Linked DNA regions of Mus musculus: region 1 is linked to region 2. Evidence: chromatin loops called from intact Hi-C (ENCODE). Cell type or tissue: left cerebral cortex. All regions are shown on one strand.

The links. A loop is a pair of places that touch in the nucleus more often than their neighbours do. Peaks named below come from ENCODE experiments on the same cell type or tissue, not always from the same donor. Only the 100,000 strongest peaks of a DNase experiment are listed, where the experiment ranks them.
Region 1: a loop joins it to region 2, with 4 times the contacts of the local background. A loop is called at or near these places in 4 of 42 quality-filtered maps.

What each region holds. Positions count from the first base shown.
Region 1 is chr13:38,957,765-38,962,764 of GRCm38, reverse strand. It overlaps Slc35b3 (solute carrier family 35, member B3), which reads left to right and starts at 2,228. Exons shown (of 10, transcript NM_134060.4): 1 at 2,228-2,333. It overlaps 5033403F01Rik (RIKEN cDNA 5033403F01 gene), which reads right to left and starts at 2,146. Exons shown (of 3, transcript NR_131019.1): 1 at 1,543-2,146. In left cerebral cortex, no CTCF peak of the experiment used is centred here; DNase peaks (open chromatin) are centred at 2,194 and 4,563; H3K4me3 peaks cover 2,413 bases; H3K27ac peaks cover 1,188 bases.
Region 2 is chr13:38,655,550-38,660,549 of GRCm38, reverse strand. It overlaps Eef1e1 (eukaryotic translation elongation factor 1 epsilon 1), which reads left to right and starts at 1,522. Exons shown (of 4, transcript NM_025380.2): 1 at 1,522-1,643; 2 at 4,310-4,510. The coding sequence starts at 1,557. In left cerebral cortex, a CTCF peak has its summit at 1,959; DNase peaks (open chromatin) are centred at 1,466 and 1,909; H3K4me3 peaks cover 1,565 bases; H3K27ac peaks cover 508 bases.

The sequences.
Region 1 (5,000 bases), 300 kb before region 2:
GCGCAGGTTGGTCAAAAAGTTGTCAGGAGAAGAGAACACCTTCTGAACATTTTTCAAGTCTGTCTAGTAATGAAATCTCAGTTTCCTTGTATGTGCAATTAGTATCTAATTTCCCACTTTGGACCCTAAAAAGTAGACTTTTTTTCAAGAGCTTCCAGCAGCCCCTTCCTTGCATCAACAGCACAGATCAGAGAAGACCTTGTCTGTTGTTAAATACTCATTCTCTGAAGGACTTTACATACTTTGGGGATGCCCTTGTGAGATAGATTATGGACAGCATGCCTTTCACCACTAGGCCTCCATTTTGAGTCTTCAACATCACTATCCACTCAGCATTTATGCACAATGGCCCTTGGCGACTTGGTAATTTACTTTCTACAGAGTAACTCCTTGTGCAAATGGCTTCAAGTGTGCTGGGAGATGACCACTAAACTGAAATACAGTGTTTCTCAGTGGCAATACAATGTTTTTCATCAAGAGTCACGGGATCTGTTTCCCTCTCAAGGATAGAGTTTGGGCATGAGGTTATCTTTTGTGGGAATAGTTCCTTGGTTCTTCTGTTTGTTCTGTGGTTAGTCAAAAGCTATCAACATGCTGAGACTGCGCTTCTTGTCTTCACATTAAGAGTATGCATTCCTCATGAGTCCACAGGCAATGGTAACCCTGTTTCGGATCTAGCTTTGTGGCTGGCCATAACTGCAGTCTTCCTTGCTCCTATTGGCAAACAGGGCTGCTCTTACCTGCTTACTCTCTCACTCACCTCATCCCTAATTCCACGGTAACAGTTGGTAAATGCTTGGTTTTCATTCCCAGTGGACATATCTGAGGGCAATGTGCCACACCAAAGGAATAGGAAAAGCAAAGCAAAGTGAGGCATGTCGTGCCTGACGGGGGTTAGATGAATTCTAAAGTGTTGTTTGGATATGACCCATCAAGAACAAGTTGCAAACCACGGAGAGGGTTTTAGGTTTCAATGAGATGGTAAAAGCCATTAAAGCATTGAGAGCAAAGCAGCATCAAATCCTGCTCTTGGGCAGAATTAGGCTGTAAGGAAGTAAAAGATAATAGAAGCCAGCTAGGCTATTGTGATTGCCTAAGCAAGAGTGGGTGGACCTTAACCCCTCTTGTATTCCAGATTTATATTACCATTTACCTTCTCACCTATGTCCTATAACTCCTTAAGGGCTGGAAGTCCATATAAGCTACTTATAAATTATGCATATGACCCTACACATAGGCACATTCAACAGGTGTTTGATAAATAATGTTCCTTCTTGGCTGACAGTTGTTTTACTGCTACTATTTGCTATTGTTGAGCCATAGAATGACATCTCTAAATGTCTAAATGGGCTTTGTTATTCTCTTTAGGATTTTTTCTTTCCTCCCCTTTTTTTAAAGTTTCAACTTTCATACAAAACTGGCTTAGCAAGGCTGGTATTTTTAAAATGTCTAGCTGGACCTTTTCCCTCACCACTTCAGAGATTCTCTCCTAAGGCATAAATGCTTCCCAATGCCTAATTCTTGTGAAATTTTAAAACTTACACACATCTGACCGGATTGTAACGTTTCTGTTGACACTATTCACCCCTTTTCAAAGCAGACTCTTGAATACTATTCCGGTTAAGGTAATCGTAATAATCCTTATCGCCAAGCCCATCTTGGCATTTTCTTCATTGTATCTCAGTAACTGTAAGTGTAGCTCTCAATGTGGAATAATTTATGATATTTGGCGATCAAATATCAGAGATTTTATAACATTTGTCAGACTCCAAGCCAGGGATTTACATTTCAAGCAGTGAGTGGCATGTCAACACAATCCTGGTTCATTTCTGGCCAATTACAAACCATCATCACTGTAAGGGCATGTGACGCAGGCTTCCTGTTTCTTCAGTCCACCTTGGCCAGAAGGGTAGGAGTGAGTCCGGAGAACTGGGACAGGAAAGTAGTTGAGAAGCAACTTCATCCCTTTGAATCAAAAGGTGGAGGCTGGGGAAAGGGAACCTCAGGCTGCTGAGATCCGGCTCGAGCACTCTAAACCTTGGCATCCTTCACACGCCCCGGCTCACGATCGCGGATGTGAAGTCAACTGGGTCGCAGAAGCCACGAGATGGACAGGACCCTTGCTCAGAGCACGCAGGAGCAGGGTGGAGAGGTAGAAACAGCCGAGGGGGTGGGGAGGGCGAAGGGGCGGAGCCGCGCGCCGGCGCACGCGCACAGAGACGCCTAGGCGGAAGTGGCGCGCAGGGTCCGGCGTGTGAAGACCTTCCGGGGAGGTGGCGGCCGAGGCGGCCGTCGCGGGAGCAGACCCGGAGGCGGAGACGGAGACCGAGGAGGTGACAGCGGCGGAGCTGGGAGGTGGGGGTCTTGCTGCGCGGCCAGGCGTCGTCAGGCAGAACTCGGGTGGGCTCCCACACCGTGTCAACAGAGAAGGTGGACGCCGCCGCCGTCGGGGTGGTCGGGGCGCGCGCTTCCGGGAAGAGCATCGTTCCCTGTTGGCCTGAGAACCCCCGGGCCGGACCCCTCCTCTACCCTGCTCTCTGTGCTCAGAGACTTGGTCTCTCGGATTCCCTTGGCTGTTTTTGCAGTTCAGAGTCATTTCCGGGTCTGTGTCCGCTCTCTCCGTTACCTGGTGACTGTTTGCCTTGCAGCGAGTTGACTGTTCTTGCAGGGCTGCTAAGTTTATGTCGCTGAAATCCCTGTACGTTCTTTCGGGCTTTACAGCTGAATTCTCTTCTCCTTTCTTTCTTCCTACCTTGTCTGTCTATCTTTCCGTGTCTTCCTTCTTTCCTCCTTCCTTTTCTCTTCTTTGGGAAAAACACTGAAAGATTTTGTTAGTTTACTATCATGAGTTGTTTGTTTTGAGTTTTTTTGTTTGGTTGGTTTTTTGTGTTTGAATGAATTACATCTGCGTTACTTCTACAGTAGATTATCAGAATCCCGAATTTTAGTTAAACATTTCTGTTACAAGTGAGTTGAGATAGTTTGAGACTTGGAGGGGAAAGACACTGACAACGTTTGAAAAATATTTTAGATAGCATTACTTCTGCTTAAAGTCTACTTTAAATCCTATTGTTAGCCCTTGAGGGGAATAGAGTTTCGGAAATCACCAGTCTCTCACCCTTTTGTGTGATAAGGTATGGGAGAAATCACAATCTTGTTTTTCTGCTCTTTGATCTTATCCCACACCTGGAACCCAGTTGTGAAGACATGATTGTTACTAGAGCGTTGCAGGTTTCTGGCGAAGCTGGGACTTTTCCAGGCTGTGCACATGATAAGTTTTCCTCCCATTCCAGCTTTGTAATAGAAAGCGTACCTCCTTCACATTAAAAAAAAAAAAAAAAAAAAGACTAGGTTAAGAGATAAGGTGAGGCCAGCAAGCTGACAGGTAAGAGCACCTGAGGCCAAGCCTGTGGCCAAGCCCAGAACCAATAAGGTGAAATGACAGAGAACCAGTTCCCAGGAGTTGTCTTCTGACCCTTGCTTGCCATCTGTGGCATAGACACACAGACTTGTATAAAGAAATAAGCTTTTATTTCAGTGTGTCATTGTAAGGCAACATCACCTGTTTCCGATTGTGTGTGTGCACACACAGTATGTGTTTACTTACTCTAAGCACTTCTTTGACCTCCATTTTAGCCGTTATGTCTCCCTGCAATGTGCCAAGTGTCTGTTGCGCTTTAAGAAGAGACCCAAGGCAGCAATCCACTTCCACAACTTCTTTCTGTTCTAGTTTCAGAGGGTATTATGAGTCTCTAAAGCAAAGCAAGATGTTGGCTATTTGATTTGAAAACTTGTAATCCTGTTCTTGAGCTTTTGTTTGTTTGTTTGGAGACAAGATCTCTGTAGCCCAGCCTTGTGTTAAATTCTCTGTGTAGTTCAGGCTCCTTCCCCCCCCCCCCCCCCCCCCCCCCCCGTACCATAAGGACTTTGTCCCTGTTTGTTTGTTCGTTTGTATAAGATTTATTTGTAGTGTGTGTGTCTGTGTGTGTCTGTGTGTGTGTGTGTATGAATGTACTTGTGGATATATGCATGAGAGGGTTCTGATGGGAATCTGAGGGTAGAGTAATAGTCAATTGCAAACCTAACAAGGACGGGTGCTGGGAACCAAACTTCTGCAAGAGGAATAAACATTTTTAACCACCACGCCATCTCTCCATGCCTGGCTCTGATTCTTTAGATAACAATATCAATTATTAACAATAGAAACAGAAGTGAGACTGCAAGCATCGGAGATCGGAGTTTGAGAGTAGCAGAGGCCTTCCTCACTCATGCTTTCTGACCAGCGATATTCTGATCAGTAGTGTAGTGTAAAGCTGCACACTGAATGCCAGACTTTTACAGGGCAGGTTTGGTGGTAATGAGATGTCGTGTTAGCAGTGACAGTGGCTCCATTTCCTTGTTAGCACAAGTGCTCTCTAAAGAGAATTCAGGAGAGATGGGTGTTGTGTTGGACGTGTTTTAAAGAGGGTAGTGCTGCAGCCTAGAACTGCATCTCATAAGGCTTCCAGGAAGTGTGTAGGAGTGTTAAAGTGGAGGAGAGTGGAATGGAGTAATGTTGGTCACATGTTTAACAGAGCACAAGAGAATCTTTTTTTCTGATAGTGGATGACGGAAGGGACATTTGTAGTGAAGGCTAGGTGGGAACTCCAGATCCCCGTTTCCTATTCCATGTCCGGAGGATGAGTCAGCTTAAGCACACCAGACCTCTTCAGCAGTGTTTCTGAAAAGCTGGATACTAAAAGCTACCGCATTTGGGATGCCATACTGTGTGCTGTGCTCTTTTACACTTGTCTCAGAGATCCCGCAGAGATGCTTTAACCCTTGCATTTCCTTTGCCCAGTAGAGATTCAGAACCTGAGTCTCAGAGAGTTGACTTTGCCCAAGACTCCTCAGGTGGCTCCAGAGCTCAGACGCAAAGTTCCAAATCATGGGGTGCTTTCTTCCACTGTCAGCGCTAGTTAACTTGGCATTTTATTTAACTCTGAACATTTCAGAAGAGA
Region 2 (5,000 bases):
GCTGTAAGAGAGGAATCTAGACGGGGCGAAAGAAGAAACGGAGCTAAGACAAATTCATTCTGATCAAAGCTCAAATTTTATTGTTGCGACACTAGTTATAAAGGAAGGGGGAGGGGACCCAACTCCCGACGAATAATCTCTGGTCCAGTAGAAAGGTGCACCTCCGCAGGTTCTAGCAGTGGGCGTGGCAGAACGAATGAGCAGGAAGCTCCACCCCTGAACAAGCAGGTTTCAGGCTGGGGGAGGGGAGACTACACCCCAACAAACAGAATAATCAAGCCTGTCACAGCAACATCTTGGTTCCTGGTACCAGCTTCTGTCTTGGTCACTGTTCATTTGCCTATAATCACCATTTTTATTCAAACCACCACATAAGGATTCAACTTGTCTCAGTTAGAGTTTCTATTGTTGTAAAGAGACACCATGAGTTACTATTAACTTTTATAAAGAAAAACATTTAGTTAGGGCTGCCTTACGGGTTCAGAAATTTAGTCCATTATCATTACAGTGAGTCTCATGGCCCCAGGCAGGCAGACATGATGCTGAAGGAGCCAAGAGTTTTATATCTGGATCAGCAGGAGGCAAGGAAAAAAAAAAAAAAAGAATGCCACTAGGATCTGAAACCTCAAAGCCCACCCCCACTGCCACATTTTCTCTAACAAGGCCACACCTACTCCAACGAGGTCACGCCAATAGTGACACTCCCGGTGAGCATATGGAGGCTCATTTTCTTTCTTTTGGGGGGGGGGGAGAGGAGGGGTTCGAGACAGGGATTCTCTGTGTATCCCTGGCTGTCCTGGAACTCACTTTGTAGACCAGGCTGGCCTCGAACTCAGAAATCTGCCTGCCCCTGCCTCTGCCTCCCGAGTGCTGGGATTAAAGGCGTGCACCACCACGCCCGGTTGGGGGCTTATTTTCGTTCAAACAACCACAGATCTCAAGTTCCCTTGCTAGGTCACTGGCCCTTATCCTTATTTTAATTTAAGATTGTTCTATAATTTTCTTATTTGGAGAACTATTTGACGAGTTTGGGAATCAATGCTTTATATTTATAAAACAAATAATCTAAATTATTCTTCTGATCTACAATAGTTTTATAAGCATTGTAATGAATGATTCAATCTTTAAGATTCGGATACATTCAGCCAGGCAGTGGTGGTGCATGCCTTTAATCCCAGCATTTGGGAGGCAGAGGCAGGCGAATTTCTGAGTTCGAGGCTAGCCTGGTCTACAGAGTGAGTTCCAGGTTAGTCAGGGCTATACAGAGAAACCCTGTCTCAGAAAACAAAACTAAGATTCGGATACATTCTTCTGTGAAACTGTCTACACTCCGTGCTCTCCTCTGCCTACTGTGAGCAATCCACCGGACTCCGAATGTGGTTGGCCCCGCCCTTAATTACGAACCGCCCCCTGCCTTGAGCTGACTCCGCCCCTTTCGCGCAGGCGCGCTTGCCGTCCTCCCAGCCAATCGTGGGAGACATCTGTGGGGCCGGACTTCCTGCTCAATCAAGGTCCTAGCTGTGCAGGCCCCGCCTCCCTAGGAGCTGGGCCAGAAGATGGCGGCGGCCGCGGAGTTGAGGCTGCTGGAGAAGAGTCTGGGACTGAAGCCGGGGAATAAGTACAGTGCTCAGGGCGAGCGGCAGGTGAGGCGCAGCGGTAGGAAAGCAGCAGGGCGGCGGGGTGACCCGGAGCCTACGCGACCCGGCCGGGGCATCGGAATGGACTCCGCTCCCCACGTGCGTGCGGGGCGGGCCGCGTGGCTCGGTCTGGACCTCCAGGCAAATGTCACCGTCCTCCCCTCGGGGAGCAGAAAGCCAGTTCGCGGAGGCCTGGGCAGAGTCAGGGGTTCAGATCCCTGTAGGCGGCCGTTAGCCGTGCCTGGTCCTTTCATTCAGCGACCGCCTTTCCAGCGGCTGGCCGGGCGAGCGGTACAGATTCCTGGAAGCCGCCTGGCGGAGGGAACACGGAATAGGACCCTGCTCATTCTGGCGACACACCCGCTTGGATGTGCATTGTGCAGAGAATTGAGGAAGATTCCGGGTGTGGGGCAGTGGAATGCTTGGTGAGATAGAAGAATCCTGATTTCTTAGGGTGTAGAAAGTGAGTCCTTTGTAACTCATCATTTGCCGTAGAAAGATGGTACTAGAGGAAGAATGGTAGTGGGAAACCATAGAGTGTGCCTTGAACGGGATTCCAGATCTAGATGGCTTGTTCCTGTTTGGGCCCAAAGGTTTTGTTTTGTTTTGTTTTTTCCTTTAATGTCTAAATCGTAGCGGTATTGTGGGGTTCACAGTAACTTAATGTGGCACCTGGAAAGGTTAAATGACTTGCCTGCCGTAGGCTGCGAAGGCCATCCTCCCCAGAGGTGATGTGCTCTGTCCTCAGCCCAGTTTCCTTTGCACACCCTCTTTTTTGGCTTTGCCGAGACATGAGAGACAGTCTTGCTTTCAAGGCATGAGGGACAGTCACCAGCAATTAAGGGCCCAATAGGACAAGCGACAGGGGAGGAATACATTGAGGACAGTGGCACAGTGCCACAGAGGAGGTGGGATTTAAGCTTCAGTGAGAAGCTGGTGTTCAAGAGATTAGACTTGGAAGGATGTAGAAAACCAGTGAATTACTATGTAAGTTTGGGTCCAGTAAGCCACCCAAAACAGAGTAGTGCAATACAGAATAAACCCAAGTTCAGTCTTAGACCAAGTTCAGTTTGAAGTTCAGAGTTGGGTTTTAGTGCCTTGTGTAATGGAAACGTTTCACAGTGAGTCCCAGTTGAAAGTTTCTGGTTTTCTGTGAGTACAGACCAAAGACTAGAGATGAAATCACCGTGTTTCCTTAGTTGAAAACTAACCACAGTACACCAGCAGTTACGATGTGCTCAGCGAGATTCCCAATAATAATGACAAGGAACAGTCTAAGGATCCAACTGTAGGAGCAAGGTCCATTAGATTATGGTACATCAGTACATGAGGAAACTACTACTTATCCACCCGCTAGAAGTAGCTCACATCAGGACTTGGGGAGCTGAGAAAGGTGGATCACCAAGAGTTCTCGGCCAGCCTGGGCTAAGGACTCAGAACCTGCCCCCTCACCACCACCACCACCACCAACAACAACCCACCCCCAACCCTGCCAAACGTGATTGCTTTGAAGGCTACGGAATCCCAGAATTGTTATGAAAATAATGTTTCTGATAATTAAACATGCATTAAGAATTGTGCGTGTTAGATTATATATACACCTATATACAACATTTCAGTGTTATATAAATCGTTAAGAACTGCCATGTGGGTGCTGAGACTTGAACCCAGGTCCTCTGGAAGAGCAGCTAGTGCTCCTAACCTCCCAGCCATCTCTTTTCTCCCCAGATTTGGTTGGGTGGTTTGGGTTTTGTTTGGTGGTCCTAGGTTTGGTTTGGTTTTGGAGACAAGGTCTCACTAAGTAGCTCTGGCTGTCCTGGAACTCACCGTGTAGATCAGTCCTTGTCATTTTGAGTGACCTGAGTAAGTCTGATCGCATGAAGAGGTGATAAACATTGCTTACAGCTGGAAATATCTGGTTGCTGGTACAAGTGTCTCAGCCTGGCCACTCCCCTGTGGTGGTAGTTTTAGAGATGAGTAAAGAGTATTGGTATAAGAGACAAGCCAGGTGCTGAGCCACTGCTACACATAGTCTCCTCAGACCTCTACACATAGTCTCCTCAGACCTCTACACATAGTCTCCTCAGACCTCTACACATAGTCTCCTCAGACCTCTACACATAGTCTCCTCAGACCTCTACACATAGTCTCCTCAGACCTCTACACATAGTCTCCTCAGACCTCTACATATAGTCTCCTCAGACCTCTACACATAGTCTCCTCAGACCTCTACACATAGTCTCCTCAGACCTCTACACATAGTCTCCTCAGACCTCTACACATAGTCTCCTCAGACCTCTGGAGACTTGGCTTAAGTAAGAAGTAAACTGTTCTAGGGCAAGGGATGTGGCACAGTGCAAGGCTTGGATTTTATCCCCCAAATAAAGTATTGTGGTTTCTGATTTTCCTCATTGAATACTGAGCAGTCGTGGATTACTGCGTAATGTTTGTCAGTTTTTGTAGGTGTTACTGCAAGCTACGTCACCCAGCATGCTGTTAAGTTACGTCACCCAGCATGCTGTTAAGTTACAGACCAGACCCTATGACTACTGCTGTCCTAGCTTTCATTATATATAATTTACTATCATGAGAGGATTTTTGTGCTTACTTCCAGTTTACAATCACGGTGGTCTCTGTTTTTGTTTCCTGAAGAATTTCTTTTTCTTTTTAAGATTCCAGTTCTACAGACAAACAATGGCCCGAGTCTAATGGGATTGAGTACCATCGCCACCCATCTAGTCAAGCAGGCCAGTAAGGAGCACTTGCTGGGGAGCACTGCAGAAGAAAAGGCAATGGTTCAGCAGTGGTTAGAGTTCAGGGTCACTCGAGTAGATGGACACTCCAGTAAAGAAGACACCCAGACTCTGCTGAAGGTATCTTGACTGTCTCTTCAGGCTGTGCTGCAGGACACAGGAAGCAGAAGGCCTTCCCTCAGGGTCTTCATTTGGTGGCCTTCTTCGCCATTTCCCAAAGTGTTTAAAATATATACATACTTGTACATATATGTATTATGTGTGTATATATTTTTATATACTATATTTATATACAGATAGTGTATATGTATGTATCAAAACCCAATAAATCGAAATCTTTTATGTTGTAAAAAAATTAACAAGAGCATGGTTTGTGTGTGTGTGTGTGTGTGTGCCTGTGTGTGTGTGCGTGCGTGTGTGTGTGTGTGTGTGTGCATACACATGCAGATGGGGGTCAGGGGCCAACCTCAGGGGTCTGTGCTTTCCCCACCTTGTTTGGTTGAGACTAGTTCTTTAGTAAACCCAGAGCTCACTGATGGCCAGAGAGGTTGGCCAGTGAGCTCTGGGGTGTACCTGTCTGCCTCCTCAACACTAGGGTTACAAGCATGCA